2 separate regions of the Mus musculus genome follow, and region 2 is linked to region 1. The links are chromatin loops, found by intact Hi-C in ENCODE. Cell type or tissue: left cerebral cortex. All regions are shown on one strand. Each heading gives the region's core, and the rest is flanking DNA. Links, peaks and the distances in the headings are about the cores only. Region 1 has its middle 35 kb from the start of Gm23529. Region 2 has its middle 210 kb from the start of Ferd3l.

Region 1 (8,347 bases), core at 246-8,245:
TGTCAAGCAAAATAGTGATTTAATTTTTATGAAGTTCAATTTCCTTCATTTTCATTTTTCTTTTTGCTATTGATATCAAGTCTAAGATACTATAAAAACAAATATAAGGTCTTTGAGCACAGGAATGATGCCTTCTTCTGATAGTTTTATAGTTTGGGGTCTTATGTTTAAACTCTTATAACCTGAACCTATCTTTATACAAAAATCAAGAAGACCATTCTCTCAATATGGTGTTGAGTGTCCCTGCACCAGTGGTAAACACTTGCGTCCATTAGATTAGTTGTTCTCAATCTGTGGGTCACAACCCCTTTGAGGGTTACATTTCAGATATCCTGCATATCAGATACTTACATTTCATTTCATAGTAGTGGCAAAATGCAGTTATGAAGTATCAATGACATAATTTTATGTTTGGGGGGGGGGTCACCACAACATGAGGAAGTGTATTAAAGGATTGTAGCATTAGGAAAGGAAAATTGAGACCTACTGGACTAGATTGTTTTGGAGTGTCTGTGAAAAATCAGCTGTTCATCGAATTGCATATTATTTCTTGACTTTGAATAATGATCCACTGGTATATAATTGTATATTAATTCAGGTAAGTTGTATAATATATGACATATTATTTACATTATATGCACATATTATGCTGGTTAGGTTGTCAATTTGATTCAAGCTGAATCATCTGGGAATAGACAAACTTAGGTGAGAAATTGTGTTATCAGATTGCCTGCCGGCAAGTCTGTGAGGACATTTTCTTATTGATGATTGATGTGAGAAGACCCAGCCCAGTTTGGGTGGTACCACACTTGGTCAGGTGATCCTGGTGTGTATAAAGAAGCAATGTGAGCAAGTTACAGAGAGCTAGCTAGTAAGCAGCATTATGGCTTCTGCCTCAGTTCCTGCCTCCAGTTCCTGCCTTGAGTTAGTGCCCTGTCTTCATTCAGTGATGGACTGTGACTTGAGAATTTTAAGGTGAAGTAAACTCTCTTTATTTTTTTATTTTTAAATAAACTCTTTCTCACTAGCTGCTTTTAGTGATGGTGTTTTATCACCATAATAATAAGCAAACAAGGGTGTGGCTGTATGGCTGTGTGTGTGTCAGTTTTACTAAAAATAGTTTTTCATGCATGTTCTATCACACATGTACAATTTCTACTATAACAACATGAACTACATCAGTGCTTCTGTTAAAACTAGTAAATCAACATGCATGTATTAGTTTCCCCTAAGACCCTGAGTTTACAGAAGGGTTTAATTTTTGTTTTATGTATTCTACTGGGTTTTTCAGATAATGGCATGAACTTACCATTTTAGTATAATAGAGAATATTTTTACCATCCTAAATATCTTCTGTAGTTTGCTTATTTGTGTTAATTAGTTTATTATAGCTGTGGTGACACACATGAAAGAGTCACTTAGGGGAAAACTTTGGCTAATAGTTTCACAGTTTCAGTTCATCCAAGTGAGGAGCACAGGGCAGAGAAGAGCAGACTACTTTGATGTAAACTGAAAGAGGAGGGAGGGGAGAAGGGAAAGGACAGAATGGTTACTGCAGTCCTTGGCTTTCTCTTTCTGCACATCTTATTCTGTGTTGGTGCTCAACTTATGGGATGGTTTCCTGAACATTCATGGTGGGTTTTCCTCATTAGTTAACTGTCTCTGGACAAGTCCTCTCAGATACATCCAGAGATGGATTATTGAGCAGTCAACACTCAAGATTCACCATTACACTACTGATCTTTTTCTACTCAATAATAATTAGGTTCACTTATTGCTTCTATGTTTCTATTTTCCATAAAGATGTGTATTTAGAATCAGATACTATGTAAAACTTAGAGGCATGTCTGATTTCACGCATAGTATGCACTTGTGTTTTTTCTATGTCTCTTTGGGGCTTGGTTCTCTTTTTTTTATTGTTGAATTTTATACTGTTATATACTGTTATTATTATATATTATAATTTCTATCTACTAAAAGGTATCCTGGCTTATGACATTTTAAAATCTGTTTTTTTTATTGTTGATTTTAAGCATTATATTTATATGATAAATAAAAAAATTTTAATTAGATATTGTGGCTTAGAGATAAAATGTTCACACAGACATTGAAGATATTCTGGTGGCACTATTTTGGAGGTTGCAGAAACATTAAAAGTCAGCAACAACTGTGAGAAATAGGATGTGTTGTTCCTGGCTACTCTCCTTCTCTTTTCCCTTTATATCATGTAATAAGACTCATTTCTTTACCATGTGCTTCCTACCATACATTCACCCCTCCCTCAGGCTTGCAACAACAGAGTTATCTGGCTATGAGCTGAAACATTTGAATCAATGAGCCAAAATATACCTTGCCTCCTTGAACTTTCTGGAGGAATTTATCACTGACTAAAATAGATATGGTCTTTGCAAACAGTTTGCAAATGGTCTTCTCATTATTTTACTATTGCCTTTTATGGGGCATCAGCTTTTTTATTTTAATGAAATGAACCTTATGAATTACTTTCTTTATTAATCATATCTTTAGGGCATCTGTCTTAGGTTTTTACTGCTGTGAACAGACACCATGACCAAGGCAAGTCTTATAAAAACAACATTTAATTGGGGCTGGCTTACAGGTTCAGAGGTTCAGTCCATTATCATCAAGGTGGGAACCTGGCAGTATCCAGGCAGGCATGGCAAAGGCAGAGCTGAGAGTTCTACATCTTCATCCTAAGGCTGCTAGTAGAAGACTGACTTCCAGGCAACTGGGGTGAGAGTCTTAAGCTCACACCCACAGTGACACACCTACTTCAACCAGGTCACACCTATTCTAACAAGGCCACACCTCCAAATGGTGCCATTCCCTGGTCCAAACCATCACAGCATCTAAAACACACCATGATCATTTCCCAAAGGCTTTCTGCTATGTTACTTGCTAAGAATCTTATGTCTTTCAGAGTAAATACATGAGGGGCAATTTCTGGGCTCACAATTTGTCTACTATTCTGTTTTTTTTTTTTTTAAACATTTTACTAGGACTTCACTAAGGAATCAGATAGACTCAGTTCTCTTCAACTTTCCTTTTCTGTGTCATTATGGAGTTAGATATTCTAAATCTACTACTTTTCTATGTCACCCTTAAAATTAGTTTATTTGCATAAAAAAGATATTTGAATATGATTGCATTGACCATGTATAACAAATGTGAAATAACTGACTTGATAATATTGTCTTTCAACCTATGAGTGCATCATGTCTCTCACTTATATAGTTCTTTGATTTCTGTCATCAGTGTTTTATACAGTTCCTCTTATAAATTGTATATACATCTTGATAAAATTTCATTTTTTAACATGGGGAAATCTGCTAGTATGACTAGTAATATGTTTCTAATTTCAAAATTTCTTGTATTTTGTTGATATATGAGGAGGTGGTATTCATTTGATGCTATAATCTCTCATTAGTTCCAAATGAGGTTGTTTCAGCTTGTTGGGTTTTTGAAACAGATGATCATGAACATTTTTATTTAGTTCATGCCAGATTGTATGCCTTTCATTTTCTTCTGTCTTATTAATTAACCTAGAGATTCCAGTACAATATTAAAAAGAAGGGAAACCAACTAATACCAGAGATAACCAGATGGTGAGAGGCAAGTGCAAGGACCTAAGCAATAGAAACCAGTACTACTTGACATCATCAGAACCCAGTTCTCCCATTACAGCAAGTCCTAGATACCCCAACACACTGGAAAAGCAAGATTCAGATTTAAAGTCACATCTCATGATGATGATAGAAGACTTTAAGAAGGACATAAATAACTCCCTTAAAGAAATACAGAAGAACACAGGTAAACACTTAGAAGCCCTTAAGGAGGAAACAAAAAAAAAATCCCTTAAAGAGTTACAGGAAAACAATACCAAACAGGTGAAGGATCTAAAAAATGTAAATAGAAACAATAAAGAAATCACAAAGGGAGACAACTCTGGAGATAGGAAAGAGATCAGGAGTTATAGAGGCAGACATCACCAACAGAATATGAGATAGAAGAGAAAATCTCAGGTGAAAAAGATACCATAGAAAACATTGACACAACAGTCAAAGAAAATGCAAAATGCAAAATGCAAAAAGATCCTAACCCAGAACATTCAGGAAATCCAGGACACAATCAGATAACCAAACTTAAGCATAATAAGCATAGAAGGGAGTGAAGATCCCTAACTTAAATATCTTTAACAAAATTATAAAAGAAAACTTCCCTAACCTAAAGAAAGAGATGTCCATGAACATGCAAGACTACATAACTCCAAATAGATGGACTGGAAAAGAAATTCTTCCTATCACATAATAGTCAAAACACCAAATGCACAAAAAAAGAAAAAATATTAAAAGCAGTTAGGAAAAAATGTCAAGTAACATATAAAGGCAGACCTATCAGAATTACACCAGAGTTCTCACCAGAAACTCTAAAAGCCAGAAGATCCTGGGAAGATGTCATACAGACCCTAAGAGAACACAAATGCCAGCCTAGGCTACAATACCCAGCAAAACTCTCGATTAACATAGATGGAGAAACTAAGATATTCCATGACAAAACCAAAGTTACACAATATCTTTCCACAAATCTAGCCCTATAAAAAAATAATATATGGAAAACTCCAATACAAGAAGGGAAACTATATTCTAGAAAAAGCAAGAAAGTAATCTTCTTTCAACAAACGCATAAGAAGATAGTCACAGAAACATAATTCCACCTCTAACAGCATACATAACAGGAACCAACAATCACTATTCCTTACTACCTCTTAATATCAATGGACTCAATTCCCCAATAAAAAGACATAGACTAAAAGACTGGATATGTAAACAGGATCCGGCATTTTGCTGTATACAGGAAACACACCTCAGTGACAAAGACAGTCACTACCTCAGAGTAAAAGACTGGAAAATTTTTTTTCGAAGCAAATGGTCCCAAGAAACAAGCTGGAGTAGCCATTCTAATACTGAATGAAGTTGACTTTCAACCAAAATTATTTAAAAAGATAAAGAAGGATACTTCATACTCATCAAAGGAAAAATCTACCAAGAGGAACTCTCAATTCTGAACATCTATGCTCCAAATGCAAGGGCACCCACATTCATACTTTACTAAAGCTCACAGCATTCATTGCACTTCACATAATAATGGTGGGAGACTCCAACACCCCACTCTCATCAATGGACAGCTCATGGAATCAGAAATTAAACAGAGACACAGTGAAACTAACAGAAGTTATGGACCAAATGGATTTAACCAATATCTATTGAACATTTCAACCTAAAACAAAAGAATATACCTCTTCTCAGCACCTCATGGTACCCTCTCCAAAATTGAGCATATAAAACAGGTCTTACCAGATATAAGAAGTTTGGAATAATCCCATGCATTCTCTCAGACCACTACAGAATAAGGCTGGTCTTCAATAACAACAAAAACAACAGAAAGCCCACATACAAATGGAAGCTGAACAATACTCTACTCAATGATAACTTGGTAAAGGAGGAAATAAAGAAATTAATGACTTTTTAGAATTTAATAAAAATGAAGCCACAACATACCCAAATTTATGGGACAAATGAAAGCAGTGCTAAGAGGAAAACTCATATCTCTGAGTGCCTCCAAAAATAAACTGGACAGAGCATACACTAGCAGCTTGACAGCACACCTGAAAGCTCTAAAACAAAAGGAAGAAAATAAACCCAAGAAGAGTAGATGACAGGAAATAATCAATCTCAGGGCTGAAATCAACCAAGTGGAAACGAAAAGAACTATACAAAAATAAATAAATAAATAAATAAATAAATAACCAAACCAGGAGCTGGTTCTTTGAGAAAATCAACAAGATAGATAAACCCTTAGCCAGACTAACCAGAGGGCACAAAGACAGTATCCAAATTAACAAAGTCAGAAACAAAAAGGGAGACATAAGAACAGAAACTGAGAAAATTAAAAAAATCATCAGACCCTACTACAAAAGCCTATATGCAACAAAACTGGAAAAATGTGGATGAAATGGACAATTTTCTAGACAGACACCAGGTACCAAAGTTAAATCGGGATCGGGTAAACCATTTAAACAGTTCCATAACCTCTAACGAAATAGAAGCAGTCATTAAAAGTCTCCCAACCTGTGATCCATCCAATAGCTGACTGTGAGCATCCACTTCTGTGTTTGCTAGGCCCCGGCATAGTCTCACAAGAGAGAGCTATATCTGGGTCCTTTCAGCAAAATCTTGCTAGTGTGTGCAATGGTGTCAGTGTTTGGAAGCTGATTATGGGATGGATCCCCGGATATGGCAGTCTCTAGATGGTCCATCCCTTTGTCTCAGCTGCAAACTTTGTCTCTGTAACTCCTTCCATGGGTGTTTTGTTCCCAATTCTAAGGGGCAAAGTGTCCACACTTTGGTCTTCATTCTTCTTGAGTTTCATGCGTTTAGCAAATTGTATCTTATAGCTCTCTCTTGCCGGGGCCTAGCAAACACAGAAGTGGATGCTCACAGTCAGCTATTGGATGGATCACAGGGCCCCCAATGGAGGAGCTAGAGAAAGTACCCAAGGAGCTAAAGGGATCTGCAACCCTATAGGTGGAACAACATTATGAACTAACCAGTACCCCAGAGCTCTTGACTCTAGCTGCATATGTATCAAAAGATCACCTAGTCGGCCATCACTGGAAAGAGAGGCTCATTGGACTTGCAAACTTTATATGCCCCAGTACAGGGGAATGTCAGGGCCAAAAAGTGGGAGTGGGTGGGTAGGGGAGTGGGGGTGAGGGTATGGGGGACTTTTGGGATAACATTGGAAATGTAAATGAGGAAAATACCTAACAATAAATATAAAAAAATAAAAGGAAGCAACAATTACTTTTTCTTAATATCTCTTAATATCAATGGACTCAATTCCCCAATAAAAAGACATAGACTAACAGACTGGCTACACAAACAGGACCCAACATTCTGCTGCTTACAGGAAACCCATCTCAGGGAAAAAGACAGACACTACCTCAGAGTGAAAGGCTGGAAAAAATTTTCCAAGCAAATGGTCTGAAGAAACAAGCTGGAGTAGCCATTCTAATATCTAACAAAATCGACTTCCAACCCAAAGTTATCAAAAAAGACAAGGAGGGACACTTCATACTCATCAAAGAAAATCCTCCAAGAGGAACTCTCAATTCTGAATATCTGTGCTCCAAATGCAAGGGCAGCCACATTCATTAAAGACACTTTAGTAAAGCTCAAAGCACACATTGCACCTCACACAATAATAGTGGGAGACTTCAACACACCACTTTCATCAATGGACAGATCGTGGAAACAGAAACTAAACAGGGACACAGTGAAACTAACAGAAGTTATGAAACAAATGGACTTAACAGATATCTACAGAACATTTTATCCTAAAACAAAAGGATATACCTTCTTCTCAGCACCTCACGGGACCTTCTCCAAAATTTACCACATGATTGGTCACAAAACAGGCCTCAACAGATACAAAAATATTGAAATTGTCCCATGCATCCTATCAGACCACCATGGCCTAAGGTGTTCAATAACAACATAAATAATGGAAAGCCAACATTCACGTGGAAACTGAACAACATTCTTCTCAATGATACCTTGGTCAAGGAAGGAATAAAGAAAGAAATTAAAGACTTTATAGAGTTCAATGAAAATGAAGCCACAACATACCCACACCTATGGGACACTATGAAAGCATTTATAAGAGGGAAACTCATAGCTCTGAGTGTCTCCAAAAGGAAACTAGAGAGAGCACACACTAGCAGCTTGACAACACATCTAAATGCTCTAGAAAAAAAAGGAAGAAAATTCACTCAAGAGGAGTAGAAGGCAGGAAATAATCAAACTCAGGGCTGAAATCAACCAAATGGAAACAAAAAGAACTATTCAAAGAATCAACCAAACCAGGAGCTGGTCCTTTGAGAAAATCAACAAGATAGATAAACCCTTCGCCAGACTAACTAGAGGGCATAGGGACAGTATCCTAATTAACAAAATCAGAAATGAAAAAGGAGACATAAGAACTGATTCTGAAGAGATCCAAAATATCATCAGATCCTACTACAAAAGGCTATACTCAACAAAACTGGAAAACCTGGACGAAATGAACAAATTTCTAGACAGATACCAGGTACCAAAGTTAAATCAGGATCAAGTTAACGATCTAAATAGTCCCATATCCCCTAAAGAAATAGAAGCAGTCATTAATAGTCTCCCAGCCAAAAGAAGTCCAGGATCAGATGGGTTTAGTGCAGAGTTCTATCAGACCTTCAAAGAAGATCTAATTCCAGTTCTGCACAAACTATTCCACA
Region 2 (8,347 bases), core at 188-8,187, 230 kb after region 1:
TTGGTTGTGATGAAATAAAAATATGCCTCAGTACAGGGGAACACCAGGGCCAAGAAGTGGGAGTGGGTAGGTAGGGGAGTGTGGGGGGGAGGGTATGGGCGACTTTTGGGATAGCATTGGAAATGTAAATGAGGAAAATACCTGATTTAAAAAAAAAGCTCATGCCCCCCCACCTCCCCCCTAAAAGAAAATAGGCGTGGATGCTGAAATTCTATTTTTAGAGTCTTGAAAAATGCAAAAAAGCTAAGAAAGCTGCACTTTTATTTTTTAAGCCAAATGATAACTCCAGCCGCATATATAAACAACATAAGAGAAAATTAAAATTAATAAAACAGATAATATATAATCTACATACATATGAAAATCTAAATGCATATGGAAATGTTAAAAACTATGGTAACTCATGCTCTCTTCAAATTGATCTTTTTTTTTTCAAAATTCAAATGTAACTTACCTAGACCAATGAGCCAAGCATACAGTTTTATTTCATAATAAAACATACAGATATATATTCACTTCTTAGTATATTTGTTTTAAACTTTCTTGCCTCAAATAAGTCTGAGTTGTTTTAATTTAGAAGTTAGGGACTCTTACAAGTGTTACAGAAAATACCACTAGTAATTAATAAGATAATTTTAACATTGTTAGGGGACGAGGTATTTTCTTTTTCCAAGACCATGTCACCTGTTAAAATAAGGCAACCTGATACTTCCTGAAAACAACTGCCCAGTGAAAGCAAGTTTATTTGTTGTATTTTAATCTTGATTTGTTTCTTGGTTTCCCAAAATATCTTGTAACTCAGACAATGTTACTCATTTATTTTTTAAATTGAATAATTTTTGCCAATGGAGAAATGAAATAAAAAAGGAGTAAGAATAATAAGACATAGTTTACTTCCTCCTAACTTTCCTATTCAAAGAACCTTTTTTGAATAATTACTTTGGACATAAAATTCACTGAATATATTAAATAATAACGAGAACGCATATTAAAGAATTGACTTGGCAGGTTGCTCACTGTATCTTCAAGAAGTGCTTTCTTGCTAAATTATTCATTAGTGTAAATAAGGGAACCATAGAAGAACTGAAAATAATCTTTGGCTGTGTTTTTGTTCCTTTTTCTTCAGTTATAGGAATAATTTGTCTCTTATCTTTATATAGTGACTAAATTATTGCTCTATTTTTGATAACTTCTTAAATGATAGAGTTCCCTTCCAAAAGTGATATATGTTTTTATAAAATATAAATTAAAGAATCAATAAAGATGTTTTTTTATTTCTGAGATATTCCCTTCTTCCCATATCTGTAAGGAAGAAAAGGGGATGTTAAATCTTTCTCTGAGCTATGAAAGTCTTCCAGCTGTGTCTTGAAAAGAGACTTTGGCTTGACTCTCTTTCCTGTCTATGGATAAGAGCCCGGCTGCTTTCATAAACAGTGGCCAGCTGTTCAGCCTCTGATACCATGCAACAGTCTACTGCTTTTCACTAGGGAAATTCATCATGGTTGTGTCTTCTTCCCCCACCTATGCTAGAAAACTCATTAAAGATTCTTGATTTATTACTGTTTCCTTAACAGACATATTCAACCAGGTATGCAACTGTTGTTTTAAGCTTCGATGTCACCTAGAAGTCCCAATGCCGTCTCTTTACTCCCTAAGTGAATTGTTTAGAGAGATCTTGGAATTGTGAGGTAGTGCCATTAAAGCCTGAGGATAGTTGATGGGCAGTGCTTTCTGGACATTTTAAGAATTCAAGCCTAACCATGCAAAGATATTTCATGCAATTCTAGCCACACTGAACAGTAAGGGAGAAAAAGATTGGTTCCCATCAGGCAAGTCCTTCTAAGAGAGGCAGTAAAACAATGCCCAAGGATAAAAGTCATGACCAAAACAAGTCTATCTCCTAGAGTACTGCAGCCCAGAGCGTGCAAAGGCTTACCCTAATCTGGGTTTATTTCTTGAGTGAAGACTTTTAATTAAGTCTCTTTTAAGTCACTGAACAGAAAAGAATAGTAGAATGAATACATAAAAATACAGATACAATTTCAAAAAGAGATAAAAAAAAAAGAACTGGACTTATTTTCCATTAAGTGTTTGTCTTCAGTAAAAGAATAATGATAGTCTCAAAGTATTTTTGTTTAGAACACTTCAGGTAAGGAAATATTATTAAAAGCCGAAACATAAAAACCTAGATGTAGTTATAGGTGCCTGTACTTATGTAATATAAAGGCACTGAAATAACACATTATCATAGAGACGCCTCCTTCTTAAATGCCCCATGGTGGCCCCGATGGAGGAGTTGCAAAAGGGACTGAAGGAGCTGACAGGGTTTGCAGCCCGAGGAGGGAGCAACAAAGTCAATTGGCCAGACTCCCAGGAGCTCCTGGAAAATGGACCACCAACCAAAGAGTACACATGGAGGGACCCATGGCTCTGGCCACATATGTTGCAGAGGATGGCCTTGTTGGTCATCAGTGGGAGGAGAAGTTCTTGGGCTTGAGGGGGTTCAATAGTCCAGTGTAGGGGAATGCCAGGGCAGGAAGACAGGAGTGGGTGGGTGGATGGGTGGGGGAGCACCCTCATAAAGGCAGGGGTAGGGAGGATGAGATAAGGGAGACCTGGAAAGGGAAAAACATTTGAAATGTAAATAAAGAAAATATCCAATTAAAAGGAGAGAGAGAGAGAGAGAGAGAGAGAGAGAGAGAGAGAGAGATTGAGAGAGCGACCCTATGTAGTGGGGTTATTTTGGGATTGACGGTATGAGAAGCTGAAACAAGCAACTGAAAAATGCCCCCCACGGAAACCCAATCGTTTACTGATAAGTTCCTGGGTAAATACTCGCTTAGCCCTTGTTCTCTCAGGCTGTTCTTAATTGCTTTTCAATGCAGTGCATAATGACATTTAAAAGCTGTGTTTCATGGTAAGGGGGTTGTATGAAGTCCAATGTAACTCAAAATCCACTCTGTGTTTTCTATACTAACCCAATGCCTGGAAATGTGCAGTTCCCTGGGATCTCTGAGCTGGGAGCTTCAACAAAGAGAAGCATAAACATTAGAAGATTTTCTGGCAAAGTCTGAATAAAGTTTCTACAGATGTGTGTGATGTGTAAGCATCCTGGTGTGTTTTGAAATAAGATCTTGAGCGCTCTTTCTTAATATCATTAGAGTGAGCTGACGAAAATAGTATTTGTATATTTGGTTAAAGATGCAGTGTAAATAGAACTTTCACACAAAGGAATTTCTCACTAGTAATTTGTATTTTCCTCCAACTTTAGGATTGTAGTATTTAGCAATTAAGGAGTTTCCATGAGTATATGCCCTTAAGAAAGAATGAGTTCAAATATGAAAAACAATTTAAAATTTTGGCAATGTAAAATGACTGAAGATTTATGTCAATATAAAATTTCTCTATGTATAAAGGGCTTTGACAGCTATTATATCATTTGCTTCTCTCAACAGCCCTGGCTGGCAAAGAAGTGCTATTTTTTCCCATTTCCCAGATGTAAGAGTCCAAGGCTCCAAATGTTTGCATGCCTTGCCTTTGAACAATGTTCTACTTAACCGGTGAGACTTGAACTCAGTTTTGTCTGATTCCAATGGTCTCTCTTTCCTACATCATTTGCCAAAGTAGCTAAGCTCAAAAGATGAAAGGTGACTAGTTCTTTCCAAAATTAGAAGTGAAATGATACACTATTTCAATGCATTTTATTCTGCTTTAAATGAAGAAACAAAAGTTCTGGATTATTTACATGCAGAAAAAAAATTTTCTTCCTCAGTTTGATGCTTTTTCCAATCGAAGAGATTTAGGGACGTGGCTTCAGGAATGATGGCGGACGTCAACATTCAAACCCGTCAATAAAGTCTTTGAGTGTCTCAGTTGTCACTGAAATTCAAAATCTCTGTGTTTCTTCTGGTTAATTAATATTGTTTTAAATAAACCTGGAAGAACTTCTTTGAGAAAAGAAAGAAAGAAAAAGAAAGAGAAAGGAATCTAAGATTGAATGGAATTTACAAGCTCATTTGAAGAAGTCTCCACTGTTTTTTCCTTACGAATGTAATGCGTCCCCAGATGGCAGTCTTTGTAGTTTGTGGCCCTGATTCAAAAGGCATATTAACTGCTATTCTCCAAGCTGCATCGAGCATTTACAGGCCTCCCCACAGAATGGGTTCAGTAGTAATTAAAATAACACCCTTCCTCCGGGTGAAGTTACACTGGGGAGCCCTGGGATGTTTTTCTTTCCTTCCTTTGGGTAAATCCCCCCTCAAGTCCAAATATGAAAAAAAATTGAAATGGTGTTTAAAAGAAAGAAGTTGGAGTTAAAGAGGGGTTAGGTAAGAGGAGAGGCACACAAAATAATATCACCAATGTTCCATAAATTATGGTCAAATTCTCTACCACTGATAGACAAATAGGTCTAAAAAAAAAAAAAAAAGGAAAGAAAAAGAAAGAATGAAAGAAAGAACGGGAAAATATCATTCACTCACTGTAGCAGCAGGAAATCAAGGAAAGAAAATAAACAGGCCTGGAATTGAGTGCCTTTAAGCTCTAGTCAGACAGTTTCGCTCTGTGTATTTGTGTGCTGGTAAATGGCGAAGGGGAGGCAAAGGGATGGGGGCTTATGGGATTCTCGGGACTCCCACAGCTACCAGGCCAGCTGTACAAACACGCACAAGCTTTGTTGAGGTACGGTGAGGAACAGGCTGAAGCTGCCGCGCTATCTGACCTATAAATCCCTCCCAAAAGCTGTACTTGAAGGGAAGCCAGGAGTCCTGTGTAAATGTTTCCTCCAGCCAGAAGCTGGTTGTCGGTCACCTCTGCCAGGTCTCTGTCTGTCTCTCAGTGGCTACTCTAGCCGGCTATATTTGAAGTAGCACAGCTAGCTACACGTGTAAATGACAATCTTAAATTCTGCTTCCCCTCTAGACCAAACAAAAAGGAAATAAAGACTCAAAAACTCCACCTCCCTGACTTGTATTTTGTAGCAAATTGTCCACAATTAGGAACAATCTCTTTAGGCGAAGCTGCAGAGCTTTAAAATATTCCATTTCAAATGCAGTAAGTGAATGAGCTTAATGCCTTGACATCCTTAAATATACGCTTCTGTAAACATCGTGGACCCCGTGGATCTGAACCCTGTGCCCCAAGCAACATTGCTTCCTTTGTCCCTTTTTTTCGCTCTGTCTTTTGTGACTCACAATCTCAATCTCATCGCAGTCGGAGCATCTTGACTGCAATCAGCCCACGGACCTAAATTGCTAACCCCAAGGAGAAACTTGCAAGGTTTCGTTCTCTTTTCTAAACATTTCTGAACTTCATGTGACCTCCTTTTATGAAGTCTCCAATTGGCATCCAAACACCTTAAACATCATGCAATCACTAAGCCATATATAGACCATTAAAAACTAGGAGAAAGCTATGTTAAAAAAAAAAAAAAGACAAGTGAAACAGATTAAATTTAAGTAGAAAATAGCTTTTGTAAACACTGAGAAAGCCAGCAGTGACTCAATGTTTAAAATACTTAGAAACGACTTTAGAGTTAAAAAAAAAAAAAAAAAAAAAAACAAAAAACCCGGAGGGAAAGCAAAAGGACAATCCGCACTGCAAACAGAAGGCGCGCACCCAGAGAGCTAGCTGCTCACCTATGTGTGGCTTGCTCTGAGAATTTAGAGGTATATACTTTTGGTAGCATTCAAACCTATTAGATACATATCGATATTAATCAAAAGTTACATCCCCCCCCCCCCCGGAGATAACATTCTGGAATAATCGGAAGGTTTACTGAGCCTTTCCAGCCTGCTCATCACTAGGCTATGCCCTGGACTGGAAAGAGGAAAATTATTGACCTTGCCATCTTACCAGAACCTGTGCTCAAGAAGGGGCATAACAAAACCACAGCACAGAAAGCCCAGCCCTTGTAAGAGTGAGAAGCAGAACAGCAGAGACAAGCAGGAAAGACTCACAGACAGGGAGTTAATAAAATATCCCAGAACATCATGGTCTTTTTATAATACATCCCACGATAACTGTGAAAAACTCCCATCCCATTAAAATAAGGATGAAGTGAGCATCGAGGGATGGCTTGTAGCGAAAGAGCTGCCGCCATGTGAGTCATCTCTTGTGAAGTGTTTAGCTCAGCACAGCCAACCTAAGAGGAGCCCTGGAGCCCTGACTCCTGGCTCCCGTTCAGAACGCAGGATCTGCTCATTTAGATTACACAAAGTAGCAAATAAACTTGCAGAGTATACAGCTTCATGCCTCTTGCTGCAGCCTTTTTAAGTGAAGAAGTCAAGTTTTAGCCGGTCTCTAAGAACTCCAAACAGTCTGGTAATACCATTCTATTATTTCATTATTATTTTTTCTAAACCACTGCGACAAAATTGCTGAGATAATCAAACTTAGAAGCAGGAAAAAGAAATCACTTGGGCTCATGTTTTGAAAGATTTCAGGCTGTGGTCACTTGGCCACACTGCTTTTGAACTTGCTCTGAGGGAGAAGAACATGCATCGTGGAAGGCGCTATGAGGTAAGCTTCCTGACTCTCTGGAAGCCGGAAAGCAGAGCGAGATTTAGGAAGGGCAAGAGACAGGTGTCCCGCAGAGGATTACAGCTTGAGGAGGCATCATGGGATAGGCTTCCTTTACACTAGTGCACACTTTCTTTCTTTTGTTTTGTTTTGAGGGACATCTGGGTTCTTTAGATTAACAAAGAGGTTTTTTTTTTTTTTAATTAGATATTTTCTTTATTTACATTTCAAATGCTATCCCAAAAGTTCCCTGTACCCTCCCCCTGCCCTGCTCCCCTACCCACTCACTCCCACTTCTTGGCCCTGGCGTTCCCCCGTTCTGGGGCATATAAAGTTTGCAAGACCAAGGGGCCTATCTTCCCAATGATGGCTGACTAGGCCATCTTATGATACATATGCAGCTAGAGACACAGCGAGCTCTGGGGGTAATGGTTAGTTCCTATTGTTGTTTCTCCTATACAGTTGCAGACACCTTCAGCTCCTCGGGTACTTTCTCTAGCTCCTCCATTGGGGGCCCTGTGTTCCATCCAATAGATGACTGTAAGCATCCACTTCTGTATTTGCCAGGACACATGTTTCACTATGTTCATAGCAGCCTTATTTATAATAACCAGAAGCTGGAAAGAACCCAGATGTCCCTCAACAAAAGAATGGATACAGAAAATGTGGTACATTTACACAATGGGGTACTACTTAGCCGCCACTTTCAAACTGTTGCCTCACCTCCCTATAGCATCACAGACATGGTTTCAAGCCTTTAACGAATGGGGGCGGGGGGCATGGGGGACTTTTGGGACAGCATTGGAAATGTAAATGAGGAAAATACCTAATTAAAAAAAAGATTAAAAAGGAAAAACTCCATCTTTCAATTAAAACTAAAGACTATTAACACTGAGCATGTCCTTTTTAAGTTGTCTCTTCTGTTTATACATTCTCTGAGCTGTTTATATCTGCGTGGCTTTGAGCACTGATGCAAGCATACTTACCTGCTGGGCTAGCCTCCAGCCCAATGGCTTGTTGTTGTTGTTGTTGTTGTTGTTGTTGTTTTTAGCAGAAAAAATACGCAGACCAATATTTAGAACACTCAGTTGCTTTACTGAATCTTTGTGTTTATTGATGCTTCCCAACTGCTCTCTGCTTTGCTGGATTCATATTTAAAGTAGAAAAGTAGCTAATATGTACAAAGACACTCTAAAGTATACTACGATTTTACTGAAAGCATACTTTTAAAACACGAATTAATCACCAAAATAGAAAATGTTGGAAAGCATTAAAATACATTAATTCACCCAATGTCAAATGTAATGCTTTTAATTTTCATTGTATTTATACTCATCATATTTGTTAAACACCAAATTAAAACTATTAAAATTATTTCGAGTTTCTCTGCACTTTATCACTGTAATTTTGGCCAAACAAATAGAGCAAAGTATGTTGGAATTTCAACATAATAGGATCAATAACGCTGGCTACTTTTCTCCCTTGTGATGTAAGGCAGTGAACAGATTGTTCAGTGAGTAGTAGATGCCCTTTCCTTACACCTGGATATGTGCTGACATCTGGATACCTTAGTGTTGCTGCATACTACATCGTAATGTTTGAATGTCATGATTTATAAGCTATTCCACACTACATGTGTTTTTTTTTCTAAATTCTGATTATTCAATCATAATAACTGTGCAAAGAAATAGATTCTGTGACTGACTACATCCTGCATCTTCATCCTCCCATCTCTTTCTCCCCAAATTCTTTTCTCTTCAAGTTTAAAGTAAGTCCTCCAATTTCAGGCCCTTTCCCTTTCAGTTTTCACAAATAAGAGAAAACGTGA

What was found. A loop is a pair of places that touch in the nucleus more often than their neighbours do. Peaks named below come from ENCODE experiments on the same cell type or tissue, not always from the same donor. Only the 100,000 strongest peaks of a DNase experiment are listed, where the experiment ranks them.
Region 2: it touches region 1 in a loop (4-fold over the local background); 16 of 42 quality-filtered maps call a loop at or near these places.

What each region holds. Positions count from the first base shown.
Region 1 is chr12:33,484,072-33,492,418 of GRCm38, forward strand. No RefSeq gene overlaps it. Among named protein-coding and RNA genes, the nearest start is that of Gm23529, 35 kb to the left of the region's middle. In left cerebral cortex, for the core only: no CTCF peak of the experiment used is centred there; no DNase peak of the experiment used is centred there.
Region 2 is chr12:33,713,131-33,721,477 of GRCm38, forward strand. No RefSeq gene overlaps it. Among named protein-coding and RNA genes, the nearest start is that of Ferd3l, 210 kb to the right of the region's middle. In left cerebral cortex, for the core only: no CTCF peak of the experiment used is centred there; DNase peaks (open chromatin) are centred at 4,115, 4,690, 5,151 and 6,117.